2 separate regions of the Homo sapiens genome follow, and region 1 is linked to region 2. Evidence: read pairs that join two places in POLR2A ChIA-PET (ENCODE). Cell type or tissue: OCI-LY7. All regions are shown on one strand. Links, peaks and the distances in the headings refer to the core of each region. The heading gives the core; the rest is flanking DNA.

Region 1 (10,210 bases), core at 2,928-7,927, 240 kb after region 2:
ACAGTGGCTCTTGCCTATAATCCCTAGCACTTTGGAGGGCCGAGGTGGGAGGAATGCTCAAACCCAGGAGTTTGAGACCAGCCTGGGAAACATGGCAAAACTCCAACTACAAAATATACAAAACTGAGCCGGGTGTGGTGGTGCGCGCAACTGTGGGCCCAGCTAGCTACTCAGGAGGCTGAAGTGGGGGGATCCCTTGAGCCAGGAAGGTCAAGGCTGCAGTGAGCTATGATCGCACCACTGCACTCCAGCCTGGGTGACAGAATAAGACCCTGTCACTTTTTTAGAAGTCCACAATGTGCCTCTCTTCTAACAAACAGAACATGGCAAAGCTAGATGCTACGTGACTTCCAAGACTAGGTCACAAAAATGATAGCTTCCACTTAGGGGCTCTTTCTCTTGAATCACTCTCTCAGTGGGAAGTTATCACCATGTCCTGAGAACAGGAAACTCAGACATCCCTGGCAAAAGCCGATGTGAAAACGACCTGAGGTCTCCCACCAACAGCCAGAACCAGAACCTACTTGCCAGGCATGTAAATGAGCCACCTTAGAACAGATCCTCCAGCGGATCCATGAAGGCTTCAGAGGGCTAATCACACCCAAGCCAGAAGCAGACAACCATGCCACTCCCAAGTTTCTGACTCCCAGAAACTGCAAGATAATGTTTATTGCTGTTTTAATCCACTACGTTTGGGGATAATTTATTATGCAGCAAAAAATAGAAAGGTAATAAAAACAGAAAAAAGATAATAGAAAAAAAAAGGCTTAAACATATGTTTCATAAAAAAGGATATCCAAATGACCAATAAACGTATGACCTCACTACTGTAAATTAAAATTGCCCTAAGTAAGACATCTCTACACAGCTACCAGCATGGCTAAAATGAAAAGGATGAAATACTGGAGAGGATCCAGAGTAAGTGGAACTTTCACACACTGCTGATGGAAGCCTAATTTGGTACAATAGCTTTAGTAGATGCCACTACTATACATATACCTCTATGCCCTAGCAATTTCACCCTTAGGTATACTGAACAACAGAAATGCATACGTATGTTGTTGACCAAAAGATACAAACTGAATGTTCAGAGCAGCAATATCTGTAACAGCCCAAAACTACCATCTATCCAATGTCCATCAACAACAGAACAATTTCATATGACAAAATTTTGTGAAGCAACAGTAACAAATAATCAACTGTATGCAATGACTTCAGTAATTTTACAAACAATGCCAAGAGAAAGACACAAGAGTACCTACTGTAAGACTCTATTTAATAGAAACAAAACTGGGCAAAACTAATCAGTGCTGTTAGCTGTTAGAATACCGGCTGCCCCTAGAGAGGGTGTGACTGGAAGTGGACACAAGGAGACATGTGATGGCTGCTTGCCCAGGTGGATTTCAGCTTATGAAAATCTGCTTATTGTATGTACTTTTCCGTATTTCTATTGTGATTCAATAGAGTTTTTAAATAGTAATAATATAGAAGAGAAGTGGGAAATGGGGAAGTTAAGTGGGACAAGACTGGCCTTGAGTGTATGGTTGTTAGAGCTGGGTAACTGATAGTTTCATTATACTGTTCAATTTCTGCATGTCCAAATTTACCCCTAATAAAACAAGTTTTAAAATGTATTAACATAAAACTGACTGGAACTGCTGGTAAAATAGCAACTGGGGTAATTTTTCTGGCCACTGATAACAAAAAGGTGTTAAAATCTATATACCCCTTGGTCCAATTATTCTTTTATTCTAAGGTGTTTATACTGAGCACAAAGTCATATATAATAATGTCCAAAGAGCTTATAATAGAAAAAGAAATGTCTAAATATAGAGGAAGATGACACTGTGGGGAAAACCACAGAACAAACTATCCAGGTCATCCACAAATACATGGTTCCTAAATATCCAACAATAAACAACAATGATCTCATCTGAACCAAGGTTCTTTTATCTATCCAGTGAAATAGTCATTAAAAATGAGGCAATCAAAACTCAGAAAAAAACACAGGAGTTAATCTTTGTGGCCACGGATTAGGCAAAACTTTCTTAGATATGACACCAAAAACACGAGATAAAAGAAAAATAAGATAAATTGCACTTCAAATTAAAAGTTTTCATCCTTCAGTAATAACACCATCAAGAAGTGAAAAGAAAACCCAAAGAATGGAATATTGACAAATCATATTTCTGATAAAAGATTTATGTACAAGGTTGGGCGCAGTGGCTCATGCCTGTAGTCCCAGCATTTTGGGAGGCCGAGGCAGGCAGACCATTTGAGCCCAGGAGTTTGAGACCAGCATGGGCAACGTGGTAAATCCCCGTTTCTACAAAAAATACAAAAAAATCAGTCAGGCGTGGTAGCATACGTCTGTAGTCCCAGCTACTCAGGAGGCTGAGGTGGGAAGATCACCTGAGCCCACGAAGTCGAGGCTGCAGTGAGCAGTGATCGCAGCACTGCACTCCAGCCAGGTGACAGAGTGAAACCCTGTCTCAAAAGACAGGAATACAGAGGCCGGACGTGGTGGCTCATGCCTGTAATCCCAGCACTTTGGGAGGCCGAGATGGGCGGATCACGAGGTCAGGAGATCGAGACCATCCTGGCTAACACGGTGAAACCCCATCTCTACTAAAAATACAAAAAAAAAAAAAATTAGCCGGGCGTGGTGGCGGGCACCTGTAGTCCCAGCTACTCGGGAGGCTGAGGCAGGAGAATGGCGTGAACCCGGGAGGCGGAGCTTGCAGTGAGCCGAGATCGCACCACTGCACTCCCGCCTGGGTGAAAGAGCGAGACTCCGTCTCAAAAAACAAAACAAAACAAACAAACAAACAAAAAAATTAGCCGGGCGTGGAGGTGGGCACCTGTAGTCCCAGCTACTCGCGAGGTTGAAGCAAGAGAACGGCGTGAACCTGGGAGGCGGAGTTTGCAGTGAGCCGAGATTGCACCACTGCACTCCAGCCTGGGCAACAGAGCAAGACTCTGTCTCAAAAAAAAAAAAAAAAAAAAAAAAAAGACAAGAATATGGAATAATTAAGAAACTCCTACAACTTAGTAATAAAGACAAACAACACAATTTTAAAATGGGCAAGCGAGGCCAGGCACAGTAGACTGCTGTAATTGTAATCCCAGTACTTTAGGAAGCCGAGGTGTGTGAAGTGCTTGAGGCCGAGTTTGAGACCAGCCTGGCCAACATGGCAAAACCCCGACTCTACTAAAAATACAAAAATTAGCCAGATGCGGTGGCACACACCTGTAATCCCAGCTACTCAGGAGGCTGAGGCACAAGAATTGCTTGAACCCAGGTGGCAGAGGTTGCAGCGAGCTGAGATTGCACTACTGCACTCCAGCCTGGGTGACAGAGTAAGACTGTCTCCAAAAAAAAACCAAATGAGGCAAGCGCAGTGGCACACATCTACAGTCCCAGCCACTAGAGAGGCTAAGGCAGGAGGACTGCTTGAATCCATGAGTCCCCGTCCAGCCTGGACAATACAGAGAGACCCCGTCTCAAAAAGGAAGGAGGGATGGGAAGGGATGGGAAAGGCTGGGCATGGTGGCTCACACCTGTAATCCCAACAACTTTGGGAAGCCAAGGCGAGAGGAGAGAATCACTTGAGCCCAGGAGTTCAAGACCAGCCTGGACAACGTAGTGAAACCTTGTCTTAACAACAACAAAAAAAAAAAAAGAAAAGAAAAGAAAAACACAAAAAAATTAGCCAGAGATGGTGGCATATGCCTGTGGTCCCAGCAACTTGGGGGGCGGAGGTGGGAGGATCACTTCAGCCCAGGAGGTCAAGGCTATCATGCAGTGAGCTGTGACTGCACCACTGCACTCCAGCCTGGGCAACAGAGTGAGACGCTGTCTCAAAAAACAAAAGTGCTGGCATGGATATGACAAAATCAGAATCCTTACACATTGCTGGTGGGAATGTAAAATGGTGTAGACACTTTGGAGAATAGTCTCACAGTTTCTCAAAAGGATAAACACAGAGCTCCATATGACCCAACAATTCTACTCCTAGGTATGTATCCAAGAGAATTGAAACATACTTTCACAGAATAATTTGTACATAAATGTCTACAGCAGCATTATTCATAAAAGCCAAAACTCAGAAACATCCAAGTATCTATCAACTGATGAATGAATAAATAAAAGGTAATATTCCCCACATAATGAGTATTATTTGACAAAAGAAAGAAATGAAGTACTCATACATGTTACACAGATAAATCTTGAAAACATGGCTAAGAGGGAAAAAGCTAGTCCCAAAAAAGGACCACGTTTGTATGATTCCATTTATATGCCCAGAATAGGCACATCTATAGGAACAGAAAGTACAGTAGTGGTTGCCTAGGTCTAGCGGGATGAGAGAAAAATGAGAAGTGATTACTAACAGGTATAGGGTTTCCTGTGGAATAATGAAAATATTCTAAGTGATTGTGATGACAGTTGTACAACTCCATGAATATACTAAAAAACATTAACTTGTATGCGTTAAGTGGGTGAGTTATGTCTCAATAAAGCTGTTACAAAACAATAATGCAATCTATATTTGCAAAGGAAGGTGCTAAGAAAAGATTGTTTTTTAAGGGTTTTAGCATCTGTACTTTGCTTTACCAAATGTATTCACACATTTGCATTTGACCCTCACAATCTTGTATTGTAAGTTATATCATCTTTTACAAATAATCTGAGCTGGAGAGACAGTAACTGATCCAGGTAACACAGTAGGGAAGTGGCTAGGGAAGAACACACAAATGCCACCCTATTTCCATCATGCTACTGCCTCCCAAATTATGAAAAGTAAACTTTATGGTACATCACAATGGCTACTACTTTTACAGAGGATCTCATATGTGCCAGGCAGTTCTTAAACATTTTTGAGCCTGGCACTTCACAGGCACTGAAATATTTATTGAACAATTTTCACTTATTTCTCATAACTCCATTTATAGCTGATGACACTAAGAAATTAACTGTATATTGTAAAAACAAACATAAAATTTGTTTTTAAGGGGCTTGCTGTAAATACAGTTCTCAATAATGGGGCTGGGGGGCCGTTAAGATCCAGACAATAGAGGAGCAATGACATGAAGTACAGAGATTAAAACAAAAAGTCCTTTCAAAAGGGGGAGTAAACTCAAAATACCAGAGGATAATTTTTAAGCTTATACAATACCTAGTGGGAACCAAAGAAATAGAAACCCAGTGATCAAGCAATCAGTCAAGAAGAAACCAAAATGCAAGCCAATATTTAATATTTAGCTTTTTATTAATTTTTCATTAATTTTCTTAATGAAAATCCATAAGGTATTCCTTTATATCCAGTGAACCACCAAACAAATCACAAATAATTAAAACTAACACTAGAAGGGGAATATAGGGAAACAGGTCCACTCATCTATTGCTGATACACTTGCGTATAGGTACCAGCTTTTTTTTTTTTTTTTTTTTTTTTTGAGATTACAGGCGTGTCCCACCGCACCTAGCTAATTTTTGTATTTTTAGTAGAGATGGGCTTTCACCATGTGGGACAGGATGGTCTCGATCTCCTGACCTCGTGATCCGCCCGCCTCGGCCTCCCAAAGTGCTGGGATTACAGGCGTGAGCCACCGTGCCCGGCCATGATGTTTTGATACAGGCATGTAATGTATAATAATCACATCAGGGTAAATGATGTAACCATCACATCAAGCATTCATCCTTTCTTCGTGTTACAAAAAAAATCTAATTATCTTTTTTATTTATTCTTTTTTTTTTTTTTTGAGATGGAGTCTCGCTCAGCTGCCCAGGCTGGAGTACAGTGGCGCAATCTCGGCCCACTGCAAGCTCCTCCTCCCGGGTTCACGCCATTCTCCTGCCTCAGCCTCCAGAGTAGCTGGGACTACAGGCTCCCGCCACCACGCCCAGCTAATTTTTTTGTATTTTTAGTAGAGAGGGGGTTATACCGTGTTAGCCAAATTGGTCTTGATCTCCTTACCTTGTGATCCACCCGCCTCAGCCTCCCAAAGTGCTGAGATTACAGGCAGGAGCCACAGTGCCTGGCCGGGTACTAGCGTTTTAAAAGAGTACTATAATGACATACAAGATTAATAAAAATAACAGTACCTTGGCCAGGTGCAGTGGCTCACGCCTGTAATCCAGTACTTTGGGAGGTCTGGAGTTTGAGACCACCCTGGGCATCTCTACTCTGTCTCTGTGTGTGTGTGTATTTTTTTGTATATATATTTTATATATATATATATATATATGGTTTTGTTTTTTTTTTTTACCCCAAGCATGATGGCTCACACCTATTGTCCTAGCTACTGGGAGGCTGTAGCAGGAGGATCACTTTGAACCCAGGGCTGAAAATTGCAACAAGCTATGATCGTACCATTGCACACCAGCCTGGGTGACAAAGCAAGACTCTGTCTCTAAAAAATTAAAAATTAAAAATGGCAGCACCTTTTGATTACATAATCTCATGACAATTTTTAAAAATTTATGAAATAGAGGGAGAAATTATTTATACAAAGAATAATAGTGATAATGGCTAGACATGTTAACTACCACCAATGTATACTGTAATATAAACATTACATGAACTATCATTTAATCCTTAAAATAACTGTTATCCTTCCCATATGTAAGCGAGGAAACTGAAGCTCAGAGAGCAAATAACTAGTCTTTGGAAGTATCAGGATTCAGGCTCATTAGCACTTAGACCCTACATATCCAGGGTCATAACTGCTTTGAGGGCAGAATGAGCACAAGTGGAAATGCCCAGTAAGCACCGGAACTCAACAGAAAATCAGGGTTAGAAGTAGGTATGAGCATCATTAGCACATACCTGGTAAGTTCAGCCATGAAAGTGGAGACCACCCAAGAAACAGTGTGGAAAATAAGAAAGGCTGGAGAACAAAATGTGAAAGTGGCCCAGAAGAAAATTAAGAGAGGCCAAGAATGGTAGGAAGAAAACCAGGAAAATATAGTAACACAGACCTTGTAAATTCTATAAAGAAAACCTCCCTGGATTTTGCTGCCAGAAAGATTTAAGCAACCAACAATGCTTTGAAAACCACTGTACAGCTCATGTCTATAAACACTCAAAAAGAGGTGCTAGCTAATGTGGGCAAAGTGGAACCCTCATGTGCCACTGGGGAAATGTAAAATGGTACAGTCATGGAAAACAGTATGGCAGCTCCTCAAAAAAGTAGAATGAGAACTGCCATATGATCTAGCCATTCCACTTCTTGGTATATACCCTAAAGACCTGAGAGCAGAGACTTGAACAGATATTTATACACCCATGTTCATGGCAGCATCACTCTCAATGGCCAAAAGGCAGAGGCACTGTAGTGTCCATTGATGGATAAATGGATAACCAATGTTGTATATACATAAAATGAAATATAACTCAGCCTTAAAGGAAATTCTAGTCAGGCGCAGTGGCTTACGCCTGAAATCCCAGCATTCTGGGAGGCCAAGGTGGGAGGATCACTTGAAGCCAGGCAAGACCAGCCTGGGCAACATAGCAAGACCTCAAAAAATAAAAATAAAACTTAGCCAGGCATGGTGATGCACACCTATGGTTCCAACTACTAGGGAGGTTGAGGTGGGAAGATCCCTTGAGCCCAGGAGTATGAGGTTGCAGTGAGCTATGATCATGCCACTGTAGTCCAGCAACAGAGCAAGACTCTGCCTCTAAAAAATTTAAAAATAAAAAAAGAAAGGAAATTCGGACACATCCTACAACATGAGTAAACCTTGAAGACACTGTGCTTGAAGCCAGTGATAAAAGGACAAATACTGTATGATGCAATTTACACAAGGTACTTAGAATAGTCGAATTCATGGAGACAGTAGAACGGCAGTTGCCAGGGTCTGGGCGGGAGCAGGAGTTAGTGTTTAATGCAAGCTGGTCCAACCTGTGGCCCAGGACAGCTCTGAATGAGGCTCAACACAAATTCATAAACTTTATTAAAACGTTGAGTTTTTTGTGTGGTTTTTTTTTTAAGCTCATCAGCTATCGTTAGTGTTACTGTAACTTATGTTTGGCCCAAGGCAACTCTTCTTCCAATGTGGCCCAGGGAAGCCAAAAGATGATTTAATGGCTACTGTGTTTCAGTATGGGAAGATGAAAACCATTCAGGAGATGGATGGTGGTGATGATGGTTGATCAACAATGTGGATGTATTTAATGCCACTGAACGGTACACTCCAAACAGTTAAAATGGGCTGGGACTGGTGGCTCACACCTATAATCCCGACACTTTAGGAGGCTGAAGTAGGAGGACTGCTTGAGCCCAGAAGTTCAGGACCAGCCTGGGCAACACAGCAACACCCATCTCTACAAAAAATAAATTTTTAAAAAAATAGCTGGGCACAGTGGTGTCTGACTGTAGTCCTAGCTACTCAGGAGGCTGAGGTGGGAGGATCCTTGCACCTAGAAGATGATTGCACCACTGCACTCCAGCCTGGGCAACAGAGCAAGACTCTGTCTCAAACACACACACACACACACACACACACACACACACACACACACACACACACAGCTGAAGACACTTAACAACCTTCTGGTTTAAACACTGAGACTCTGAAAAAAAAATTTTTAATAAAGACACTGAACAAGCATCAGAACCAGAGTCAAATATGGCTGCAATGGCAGAATTACCAAACCAGCAATTTTTTTTTTGGAGACAGGATCTCGCTTTGTCACCCAGGCTGGAGTGCAGTGACACAAACAAGGCTCACTGCAGCCTCAACTTCCTAGGCTCAAGTGATCCTCCTGCCTCAGCCCCAAAAAGTAGCTGGGACTACAGGTGTGTGCCACCACGCCCAGCTAATTTTTGTACTTTTTGTAGAGATGGGGTTTCATCAAGTTGACCAGGTTGGTCTCAAATTCCTGAGTCAAGCAACCTGCCTGCCTCAGCCTCCCAAAGTGCTAAGATTACAGGCCATGCCCGGCCACTAGCAATTTTGTAAAAAACACGATTAATATGCTAAAGGCTTTAGTGAAAAAGGCAGACAACAAGCAAGAACAGAAAGATAACATAAGCAGAGAGATGGAAATTCTAAGAAATAACCAATTAGAAATGCTAGAGAAAAAGACACTGTAACAGAAATGAAGAATCCCTCTGTGGATCTATCAGTAGGCTAAACACGGCTGAAGAAAGAATCTGAGCATTAGGATATGACAATAGAAACTTCCGTAACTGAAAAGGAAAGAGAAAAAAATACAAAAGAAAAAAAAAACAGAAAATATCCAAGAACTATGGGACAACTACAAAAGGTATAACATATGTGATGGTAATATCTGGAAAAAAGAGGAAAGAAGCAATATTTGAAGTAATAACGACGGAGATTTTTCCAAATTGTTGTCAGGCACCAAACCATAGATCCAGAAAGTTCAGGAAACAATGCCAATAAAAAGCCAAGCAATGACCTCCCCACTTACCCCCCACCAAAAAAAAACACCACTGAGCAATATCATAGTCAAATGTCAGAAAATCAAAAACAAAAAAAAATCTTAAAAGAAATCAAGGTGGGAGGGAACCTTACCTACAGGGTAGCAAAGGCAAGAATTACATCTAACTTCTTAGAAACCATGCAAGCAGGAAAGAGTAGAATGAAATATTTATAGCACTGAGAGGGGGAAAAATAACACCAACCTAGAATTCTGCACCCTGAAAAAGTATCCTTCAAAGTGAAAGAGACAAACAAAATTGAGGGGATTTGTTTCCAGGAAACCTATGTTGCCAAAATTATTTCAGAAAGAAGGAAAATGATCCAGGTAGGAAACACAGATTAGAGGACTGGAGAGGGAATTAAGTGAAGATTCAAAAAAAATTGATTTTTCTTATTCTTAATTAAAAGTAGTTTGTTCAAAATAATAACAATAACAATGTACTCGATTAAGTATGCTTCCTTATGTATTTATGCGTGCTTATAAGTAAAATGAATGGCAACAATGAGACAGGAAGGCGGAATCAGAAATATTTGTTATTACTGGTAAAGGCATACCTTGGAGATATTACAGGTTCAGTTCCAGACTATCGCAAAAAAGCAAATGTCACAATAAAGTAAGTCACACGAATATATTGGTTTCCCATATGCAAACATTATTTTTACACTATTAAGTGTGCAATACCATTATGTCTTAAAAAAAAAAAAGCACAGACTTTAATTATAAGTATTTTACCAATAAAAAAATGCTAATGAAGTGAG
Region 2 (10,210 bases), core at 2,312-7,311:
CCTCCGCCCGCTGCCTTCCATGCTGAGTTGGCTCGAGCTCTATGGCAGGTGCTAATGCATGATCTGTCTTCACATCTCCAGGTGGACATAGGCTGCACTTATCTGGGACCTCATCTTGCTATTTCTTGCCTGTCTTGTGTTTATAATCTTGCTATTTCTTGCCTGTCTTGTGTTTATAATTGTTGCTAATTAAACTAATCAGCTGGTTGAAATTATCAGGTTAACATTTATGTATTAACAGTGGTTTGGGCAACCCTCTCCATTCGTTGAGCCCTGTAGTTGATTATGGAGATCAGCATATTCCTGCCTCCAAGAGGTGTTTGTTTGTTTGTTTGTTTTTTCTTGTTTTTTGTTTGTTTGTTTGTTTTGTTTTTTTGAGACGGACTCTTGCTCTGTCACCCAGGCTGGAATACAATGGCATGATCTCTGCTCACTGCAACCTCCGCCTCCTGGGTTCAAGCAATTCTCCTTCCTCAGCCTCCCGAGTAGCTGGGACCACAGGCGCATACCACTATACCAGGCTAATTTTTGTATTTTTTAGTAGAGACTGGGTTTTACCATGTTGGCCAGGCTGGTCTTGAAATACTGACCTCAGATGATCCGCCCATCTCAGCCTCCCAAAGTGCTGGGATTACAGGCGTGCCCGGCCTGCCTGCAGGAGTTCTTTGGGCCCACAGTCTAAGGCAAACACATACCCTGGGCCTGAGAGACAGCAGTCAAACACCTTACAGGATACAGCCCGCAGCCTCCAGTGCTTTCCAGGCTCCTGCAGAGTTCTGCCATCGGGCATGGCTTCGTGATGGCCTTGGTAAGTGTGAGGAGAGTGGTTTGGGGCTGGAATGAAAGGCCGTGAATCTGGAAACACACTGGAACCGATCAACGCTATCAGCCCTCATGGTCGCTGAAGGGCGTTGGTTGCTCCTGGGCACCGCTGCTTCAGTTTCTGCAGTGGCTCTTTCAGCTGTTGTAATTCTGTGCCTAGGCTGTTGACAACTTTTGCTGAGTTGGACAGAATAAGACTGTGGGCCATGCTGCTTGCTTCACTCTCTGGGTGTGATGGATCGGTGAGGGTGCAGTTGCTATGATTGTAATTGGTCATCTCATCATGGCTGTTAACATTTCTGGACCAAACAAAAATGACTTCAGCTACTTCCAGATTCTGCTGATACATTACACAGGATGATCTAAAAGGCTACAGTTCTGAAGATACTCATCTTTCTTGTAATCTGGGGGCATCTGGTCAATAGTATTGCCTCTGTGCTGTATTGTGTCTAGAACATTCAAGGACATTTGATACTTCTCATACTTTAATTGCGTGCTCTCCCAGTTGCAGCACCCTCTGAGGCTTCTATGTGTTGCAGCCGATGGGCATTTGCACAGAGCAGCAGTCATGACAGCGTTTTCAGGGCAGCTATTTCTCCTTTTCCCCCTTTTCCTCTCCCCCGGCTTCCCATTCTCCTCCTCCTCCTTCCTCTTCTCGTCCCCTCCTCCTCCTCTTTGTTCTCCTCCCCCTGCTCTTCTTCCTCTCTCCTTTTCCTCCTTCTGTGTCTATACTAGATTATTTTCAATCAGTCACATGTTTTTCTTTATTTTGAATGTTACAAAATATTTCTCTATTGTAAACGGTGTGCCAGGAAAAACATGAGATGTGTATTTGTATTTTTTATGCACATAATTACTTAATCCAATGCCTCTCCACTTAATTGGGCCTGATGATTTTTATCTCGACATCTGCAATACTGATGATATACTGGAATCTCTACCAATTTATTTTTGGTGGTAAGAAAGCAGTCAGAGAACGTTTTGCTGGTTATTTCATTCCGTGTGAGTTCCCAACCAAGACTGTCAGCCCAGTGTGGTTCAGCCATATCTAACCTATAGAGGCCATAGAAGCAGTTCAGCTTAGGCTGGAGGCCAGCAGGCTGAGTGTGCGAGCTGACCCGATGGTCATTTGTTAGGGTTGGGGGGTGAACTGGCTAACTTATTAACTAGCTTATCATATTAATAAAAACTCTTTAATACAAATCCTTGTCCTGACACTCTGTAGCTTTAATAATCCTATTACCAATCTGGTAATAAATGTGAATTCTGACACATTGTTGATGCTACTGGTTTTAGTAACATAATGAACATCATAATAAAGAATATTCAAGAGTCCGCTTCTCTGGAAATTTTTTTCCTAAAGATGAGGTTATCTTGTTGTGGTGTAGTTTGTTTAGAATGCTTTTCTGAGGCAGAGTTGTCCACATCTCTTCTAACTCTTTAATTTTTAGATGGGCACTGAGAGAGCAGTCCATCTGGAGCCATGGAAGTGAGTTTCCACTTAGTGTCCACTGCAGTCAGAGGCCCTCACTGCCCCTGCACTCCGTGCTCATTCCTGATGGGTGTCTTTACTGGCGCTGTTATTTCAACTGGGTCATCCTGTTGAGTAATAGTGAAGAAACCTTGCCGCCTTAAAAGTTGATGTCAAGTTCCACCTCCTTCAAAAGCATTTGGTTTTCACTTCTTCCATCTGTGCCGAACTATGCTGCCTCTGAGTTCCTGCAGTGTTTACAGTCGGTGTAGCACAGTGTGCTGGTTGATTATTCTGAGTTCCTGTGGCATTTACAGTCAATATGGCACCATGTGCACAGTCCGTATAGGACAGTGTGCTGGTTGATTATTCTCTTCTGTGCTCTAATGTTTCCATTGCCTATGTCTCATGTCCCTGCTGACTTGGTGGACTCCTCCAGGACAGGCACTGTATATTAAACAGATAGTTATCCTTGGTGTCCCCTGAAGCACTGACCACAGTCCTGGCCACACAGTGATTTATAGTAAATGCCTGCCGGCCTCCTCCTGACTCTGTAGATACTCGTGGGCCTGTCACCCTCCCTCCACAGTTACAGTGGGTCCCCACTGGACTGCCTCCGCAAGCCCCCACACCACTTCCTCAACAGAACAGTTTTCGTTCCTCTGGACAGGAAGTGCCGGGCCACCCTGTGCCCCAGCTCAGGGCAGGTCTGAGAGGGCCGAGGGCAAGAGCAGTGAAGTAGCTGTCAGAGCCCCCCCTCTGAACAGGCCCAGGTCTGACCCACAGGTGGACAGGCCAGGTGGCAGGATAGCTAGACCTGCCACCTCTAGGCACCCATGAGGGCAAAAAGCTGTAACTGTTCTGTCTCTAAAGGAAAAACAAAACTAGATGAATTCTCAATTAATACAGCATTCAGCAACATTGTCTTTACCTCTAAAATGGGAGCTCTCTCCAGAAGCAGTCAAAGTTAGCAGCTTGCCCCCATGTCAGGTGCCATGAGCTGTTTCCCATGGGGAGTGGGATGGGTCACTAAACAGATGCACAGGTGGTGAGAGCAGGGGCGGAAGACCAGAGCAGTGAGGTGAGGGCAGGCCAAGTGGGGGAGGATTTGGAACTGACCTCAGCCCCGACAGCCAGCCAAGACTGCTGAGCGTGCGGGCGCTCGGAGCACAGAGGACAGGGCGAAGACTTTGCCTCTCTTTAGGGCGTTTGTATTAGTTACCAACCCCTATGTTCCATGAGATGGCGCGAGGCTGACAGCAAGCACGGACTGTGTGCCAGGTGCTGTTCTAGCTCTGGGGGAAAACCCAAGACTAAGATGCAGCCTTGCTCAGAAGTGGCCAGTGCGTTGCAGAGATGAGGCCTGTGTACATGACCTCAAAGAGCACACTGACAGAGATGCATGCCCCCACTGGGCACAGGGACAGCCCTGTCACAGAATTCTAAATTAAATGCTATATTCGTTTAGAATTCATCTAGTTTGGTTTTTGTCACATGGTGTTTTGTACACGTGCCCCTCCTTGTCATCACAGCCTATTGAACCACTTCCATTGCAAATGTTCTGAGCTCCTTGGTGAGTGTCTCTTCTGAGCAATGCTTGGGAACTTCTCCCGATGGTTTAATGTGCAGCTGCCCTCACATTTAGCAACACCCAGAGACACGTTAGAGGAAGAGTTTGTTTCTTCTCTAATGCCCCTGAAGATGACTTCTGAGCTAATCGCCAAATGCAGTTAGGAGGGAGTTGTAATAATCCCTTCCTAAAATGAGGAAAGTCCCCAATGATCACATGGCACACTTAAGTGATTACTAACATGCTTTGATATTGTTAGTAATATTACAGCGTGGACTGCTTTAGCACTGGTATATCTGAAGATGAACGACGCTTCATCTATTGTTCTTTAATTTGTACTTCCCATTAGCATTCAGATTTTGGCGGGGAAAGAGCTGTTCAGTGGGGAGAGGAGCACAAAAAATAGAGATTTAAATAGGTCAGGGGGAGAAGAACTCCAGGAAGACATCTTGGGAAGGGTGAAGAGCCTTAGGACCCTGCTCCGCATGCACACTGGCTCCCTGGGCATGTGTGGCTGTGTTTGGTGGTGCTAGTTCCATCACATTGGAAACTCCCACTTCATGATTAGGCATCTGTCAATAATACCTATAACGATCTGGTGTTGAGATTCTCACAATGTGTTGAAAAACACCAGATGCTTAGCTAATTCTCTATATAAGGAGTAACCAGCTGAATACATTTTCTTTTTTAATCTTTATAGAGTAACTCTTAGTTCATGGGACACAAAGTCTAAAAAGCCATGTAACTGTACCAAATCCCAGTGTCTGAAATTGTAAGTAATCACAAATCCTTCATTATTAAATATGAAATAAGGTTACTTAGAAGTCAGTAAGTGGAGCATAGTCTAGAGAAACCGGAACGGCTAGCACTGCACGTGTTACAGTTACTTCTCAGCAACCTTGTCCTAATGCTCGTTGTCAACCAAAACAGCGAGAAGCAGCCACTTTTGCATGAAGCTGGTACGAATTTTTGGTATTATCTTGGCCAACTAATTTAGTCAAGATACTGGTGGCTCACACTTCAAGGGGCGTAATTTTTCTTGGGTTTTGGTTTGCATCCTCTAGCCCCTCAGACAAGTGCTAACGATGTCATTGTTGAGCGTTAACTGTAATATTTCCACATCCCATTTTTAAAAAGTTTTATGAATTGGTTTATTCTACATTGAAATTTTCTCAGAAAGTTCTCCCCCAGCCAGGAGGTGTGGTCAAGGGATGGTAGGGCCAATTGTCACGTGGAGTCGGGGGCTGGAAGTAGACGATGTGGCTGAAGTAGGAGGCAGACCTCATTGCCATGCTTGACAGCACTAGGGGCATCAGTTTCCTCGGCCACCCTGCCAAAGCTGGCATCTGGTGTCTGTGCTGTCTGTCCTCCCTCAGCTCTTGCTGTGGGCTGCTCACTTTCTGCTCTTATGTCTGCCTAGCCTTAAGTTACACGTTGAAAAGGGAGAACATGTCCTAGTCCCAATGTCTAACGACCCTAACCACAGTCTTCACGTGATTTTTCCATTACAGAGCTCCTGCTGAAGTCACTGAGAGCCCCAGTGATGGGACAGTGATGTGGGGGTGCACCAGTGGGTAGAAATCCAGAAGTCCGTGAAACTTAGTTCACACAACCAAAGTGGAAAAACAAATTGATTTTTAAAAAGTAATTGCAGACAGTCTAGGGTTGACTGTCTGAAAATGTTTGAGCTCTCATTGGTTTAGTCTACGAGGCCATATACTTCTCTGAACATTGGAAACGCCATGACATGACTGATGGGGAAGCTAAAGACGCAGCTCTGGGTAAGGAGGAGGAAGGACAGTGGGAGAAAGCCTGGACCCTGTGACGCTGTCAAGCCAGAGCAGGCCTTCCCAGATGGAGATGTCAGATGTGGAGGAGGACCAGGTGGTGGCATCCAGAGGACAGAGCTGTGCAGGGTGGTGGGCTCCTGGGGATGGGAGCTGCTCAGCTGCTGGCTGGGTGTGGGGACCAGGCAGGTCAAATGACCATGAAGCCTAAAGCAGGGTGTAGACTGTAACTGGGGACAAAATGAGGTAACTCCTAAGGACTTGGAAACGAGATGACTCTAAGAAAGGCTTAACTTGAATTACGTCAGAATGGAAGGCCAAAGAAACAGCTTCTTGTCTAGAAGCAGCTTCCTAGCTTAATTGGTGACCGACACATGTAAGAAAGAATGTACCATCACGAGGGCACTCGGTCAGCATTGGAACAGAGGAAAGGAGGCCCAGAGTGTGTCCAGTGCTGGCAGGCGACAGAGCACTGTCTGTAAGGGCACGGAGATGCCTTCTCCACGAAGTGCTGTGTGCAGTGGGCAAGAGACTTAGAGCCCTCCCAATCTACTCGATGTCTACACACCTCGAATTCTGTGCTCAACATGCAACTGTCTGGCCATTGACTTAGCTTCCTAGTAGCTCCATACTGAGAAATGAGAGGCCTTGGAGAGACAACGTGAACATTTTGGGCACTGGAAAAGGATGTTATTTCCATCATGAATTGACGCATGGCATTCTGATCATGCATTGTGATTTGGCTGGAATCAATCCATCACTGAGAAACCAGTTATCTCTGGAAATACTAATAAAGTTTGTGTTCTGTTTTTGGAAAAGCTAAGGAATAGGTAAATTCACCCAAGCAGTGAGGTCTGTTGGTGGCAGACCCCTGACCTCGTGCTGGTGTCTCTCCATACATGCCACCTGTCCTCATGTGGAGACACTTGGTTCAGGTGAAGGAACATAAGCTGGGGATCCTCCGTTGCTTGCTTCACTCACACTTGTGGCATCATCGCCATCAATAGCTTTCCATTTCTTTTACCTTTTTATTCCCCGCAACTAAGTCATGAGCGCAAGGCAATGGAATGTAATTTTCTTAGCGTGAGTTAGTCCTACTCTCATGGGAGTCTCTGCTGTATACAGGCTATGAGGGATTATTATTATAATTGCCATCAATAGAGATAAAAACACATGACAGTATTTTTTTTTTTATTTTATAACTCTTTTTTCAGACAGGGTCTCACTGTGTCACCCAGGCTGGTGTGCAGTGGCTCAATCGTAGCTTACTGCAGCCTTGACCCCCTGGGCTCAGGTGATCCTCCCAGCTCAGCCTCCAAAGTAGCTGGAATTACAGGCATGCGCCCTCATGCCCAGCTAATTTTTTGTATTTGTTTTTAGCGATGGCATGGGTAAAAATCGATTACCACAGTCAAGGCTCCATGGAAAGTGATAGTACCCTGCTCCACTTCTCCCATAGTCTGTCTCCCTCCAAGAAGCTTCCACTCTTAGCAACTTCTGCTTTCAGGTTTCCTGGGGGAACCTCCACACCTGTAAAGATTGTCTCCTGCCCTCTTCCTGTGGTAGACAAGCGTTTTACTCGTTCATCTTCCTCCTCCACATAGAGCTGGAACTACCCTTTTTAGTTCCTCTCTTAGTTCCTTACCCCTGAAACTTGAAACAATGTACCCCAACCTTTTGTTGCTATTGTTTCAGTAGCCATAAAAAGTTGGGAATTATTTTTAACTGATAAATTAATCTGGATGATTAAAATGGTGTTGATGTAAACTGAAGAGGTAGTTAAATGCTTTCTATTTTATTGGAAACTTACTGATGGATTTTAAATTTTTTTTTTTTTTTTTTGAGACAAAGTCTGGCTGTTGTCGGCCCAGGCTGGAGTGCAATGGTGTGATCTCGGCTCACTGCAACCTCCACCTCCCAGGTTCCAGCAGTTCTACTGCTTCAGCCTCCTGAGTAGCTGAGATTATAGGTGCCCGCCACCATGCCCAGCTAATTTTTGCATTTTTAATAGAGACGAGGTTTCACCATGTTGGCCAGGCTGGTCTCAAACTCCTGACCTCAGGTGATCTGCCCGCCATGGCATCCCAAAGTGCTGGGATTACAGGCATGAGTCACTGCGCCCAGCCAGATTTTTAAAGTAATTAACATCTACCTTTCCAGCACTGTTACAAATGTCTTTCTTAATCATTTTTGTATATGTTAAACATTGATTTGCTACATCATTTTTTAAAGCAACTGTAAAATATACAACTTAAAAATTTAACGTAAAATATAAAATATAAAAACGTTTATAACAGGCCTATTTTGGTATAGGCAACAACATACAGGCTTGCGTTGGAGGTACTGCAGCTTCAGCTCCACAGCCACAACAGAGCAAATCACAATAAAGCAAGTCACACAAGGTTTTTGGTTTCCTAATGCATGTAGAAGTTATGTTTATATAACTATAAACATGCTGTAGTACAATCAGTGTGCAATAGCATTCTATCTAAAAAGTACATACCTTAATTTAAAAACACTGTTTCTAGGAAATGCTAACAATCATCTGAGCCTTCAGCGAGTTGTCATCTTCTAGCTGGTGGAGGGAGGGTCTTGCCTTAATGTCGTGGCTATTGACTGTTGAGGGTGGTGGAGGACTGAAGGCTGGGGTTGCGGTGGCAGTTTCTGAAAATAAGACAACAATGCAGTTTGGCACATCAACTGACTCTTCCTTTCAGGAAAGATTTCTCTATAGTATGTGATGCTGTTTGATAGCATTTCACCCACAGTAGAACTTTCAAAATTGGAGTTAATCCTCTCAAGCCCTGCACTGCTTTATCCACTCAGTTTATGGAATATTCTAGATCCTGTATTGTCATTTCAGCAGTGTTCAAAGCATCTTCACCAGGAGCAGATTCCATCTCAAGAAACTGCTTTCTCTGCTCATCTGTAAGAGGCAATTCCTCATTCATTACAGTTTTATCATGGTAATGAAACAATTCAGTCACATCTTCAGGTTCCATTTCTAATTCTAATTCTCTTGCTATTTCTACATCTGCAGTGACTTCCTCCACTGAAGTCTTGAACCCCACAAAGCCATCCATGAGGGTTGAAATCAACTTTTTTTTTTTTTTTTGAGACAGAGTCTTCCTCTGTCACCAGGCTAGAGTGCAGTGGCATGATCTTGGCTCACTGTAACCTCCACCTCCCAGGTTCAAGCCATTCTCCTGGCTCAGCCTCCCAAGTAGCTGGGATTACAGGCGCCCACCACCACGCCCAGCTAATTTTTTGTATTTTTAGTAGAGACAGGGTTTCACCATGTTGGCCAGGATGGTCTCAATCTCCTGACCTCATGATCCGCCTGCCTCAGCCTCCCAAAGTACTGGGATTACAGGCGTGAGCCACCACGCCCAGCTGGTTAGAATCAACTTCTAACCTCCTTTCAATGTTGATATTTTTACTTCCTCCCATGAATCATGAATATTCTTAATGGCACACAGAATGGAATAATTTCCAGAAGGTTTTCAATTGACTTTGCCCAGATCCATCAGAAGAATCACTATCAATAGCAGCTATAGATTTATGAAATGTATTTCTTAAATAATGAGACTTGAAAGTCAAAATGACACCTTGATCCATGGGCTACAGGATGGATATTGTGTTTGCAGGCATGAGAACAATATTAATCTCCTTGCACAGCTCCATCAGAGCTCTTGGGGGGCCAGGTACCTGGTCAATGAGCAGTAATATTTTGAAAGGAATCTTTTTCTGAGTAGTAGGTCTTCACGGTGGACTTAAAATATTCAGTAAATCATGCTGTAAACAGATGTGCTGTCATTCAGGCTTTGTTGTTCCATTTGTAAAGCACAAGGCAGAGTAGTTTTAGCAACATTCTTAAAGGGTCTAGGATTTGCAGAATGGGAAATGAGCATTAGCTTCAACTTAAGGTCACCAACTGCACCATATCCCAATAAGAGAGCCAGCCTGTCCTTTGAGGCGTTGAAGCCAGGCATTGACTTCTCTTCTCTAGCTGCAAAAGTTCTAGGTGGCATCTTCTTCTAGTAGAAGGCTGCTTCATCTACACTGAAAACCTGTTGTTCAGTGTAGCCACCTTTATCAGTGATCTCAGCTAGATCTTCTGGAGAACTTGCTGCAGCTTCTCCATCAGAACTTGCTGCTTCACCTTGTACTTTTCCGTTATGGAGATGGCTTCTTTCCTTCAACCTCATGAACCAGCCTCTGCTAGCTTCCAATTTTTGATGTACAGCTTCCTCACCTCTCTCAGCCTTAACGGAATTGACAAGCATTAGGGCCTTGCTCTGGATTAGGCTTTGTCCGGTTTCATCTTCTCTCCAGACCTCTCAGGCTTGCTTCATGTCAGCAGTGTTTTGCTTTCTTATAATTTGTGTGTTCACTGGAGTAACACTTTTAATTTCCTCCGAAAGCTTTTCCTTTGATTCACAGCCTATCTTGGCTTTCGACATGCCTTCCTCACTAAGCTTAATCTTTTGATTTAAAGTGAGAGACGTGGGACTCTTCTTTTCTCTTGAACACTTAGAGGCCATTGTAGAGTTGTTAACT

The links. Peaks named below come from ENCODE experiments on the same cell type or tissue, not always from the same donor. Only the 100,000 strongest peaks of a DNase experiment are listed, where the experiment ranks them.
Region 1: POLR2A ChIA-PET joins it to region 2 with 9 read pairs; 2 of 35 experiments call an interaction of 5 or more read pairs at or near these places.

Annotation. Positions count from the first base shown.
Region 1 is chr11:68,489,656-68,499,865 of GRCh38, reverse strand. The region is part of intron 1 of PPP6R3 (protein phosphatase 6 regulatory subunit 3); the gene reads right to left. Among named protein-coding and RNA genes, the nearest start is that of PPP6R3, 34 kb to the right of the region's middle. In OCI-LY7, for the core only: no CTCF peak of the experiment used is centred there; no DNase peak of the experiment used is centred there; H3K27ac peaks cover 627 bases.
Region 2 is chr11:68,728,079-68,738,288 of GRCh38, reverse strand. All of the region lies in intron 6 of TESMIN (testis expressed metallothionein like protein), which reads left to right. Among named protein-coding and RNA genes, the nearest start is that of TESMIN, 18 kb to the left of the region's middle. In OCI-LY7, for the core only: no CTCF peak of the experiment used is centred there; no DNase peak of the experiment used is centred there.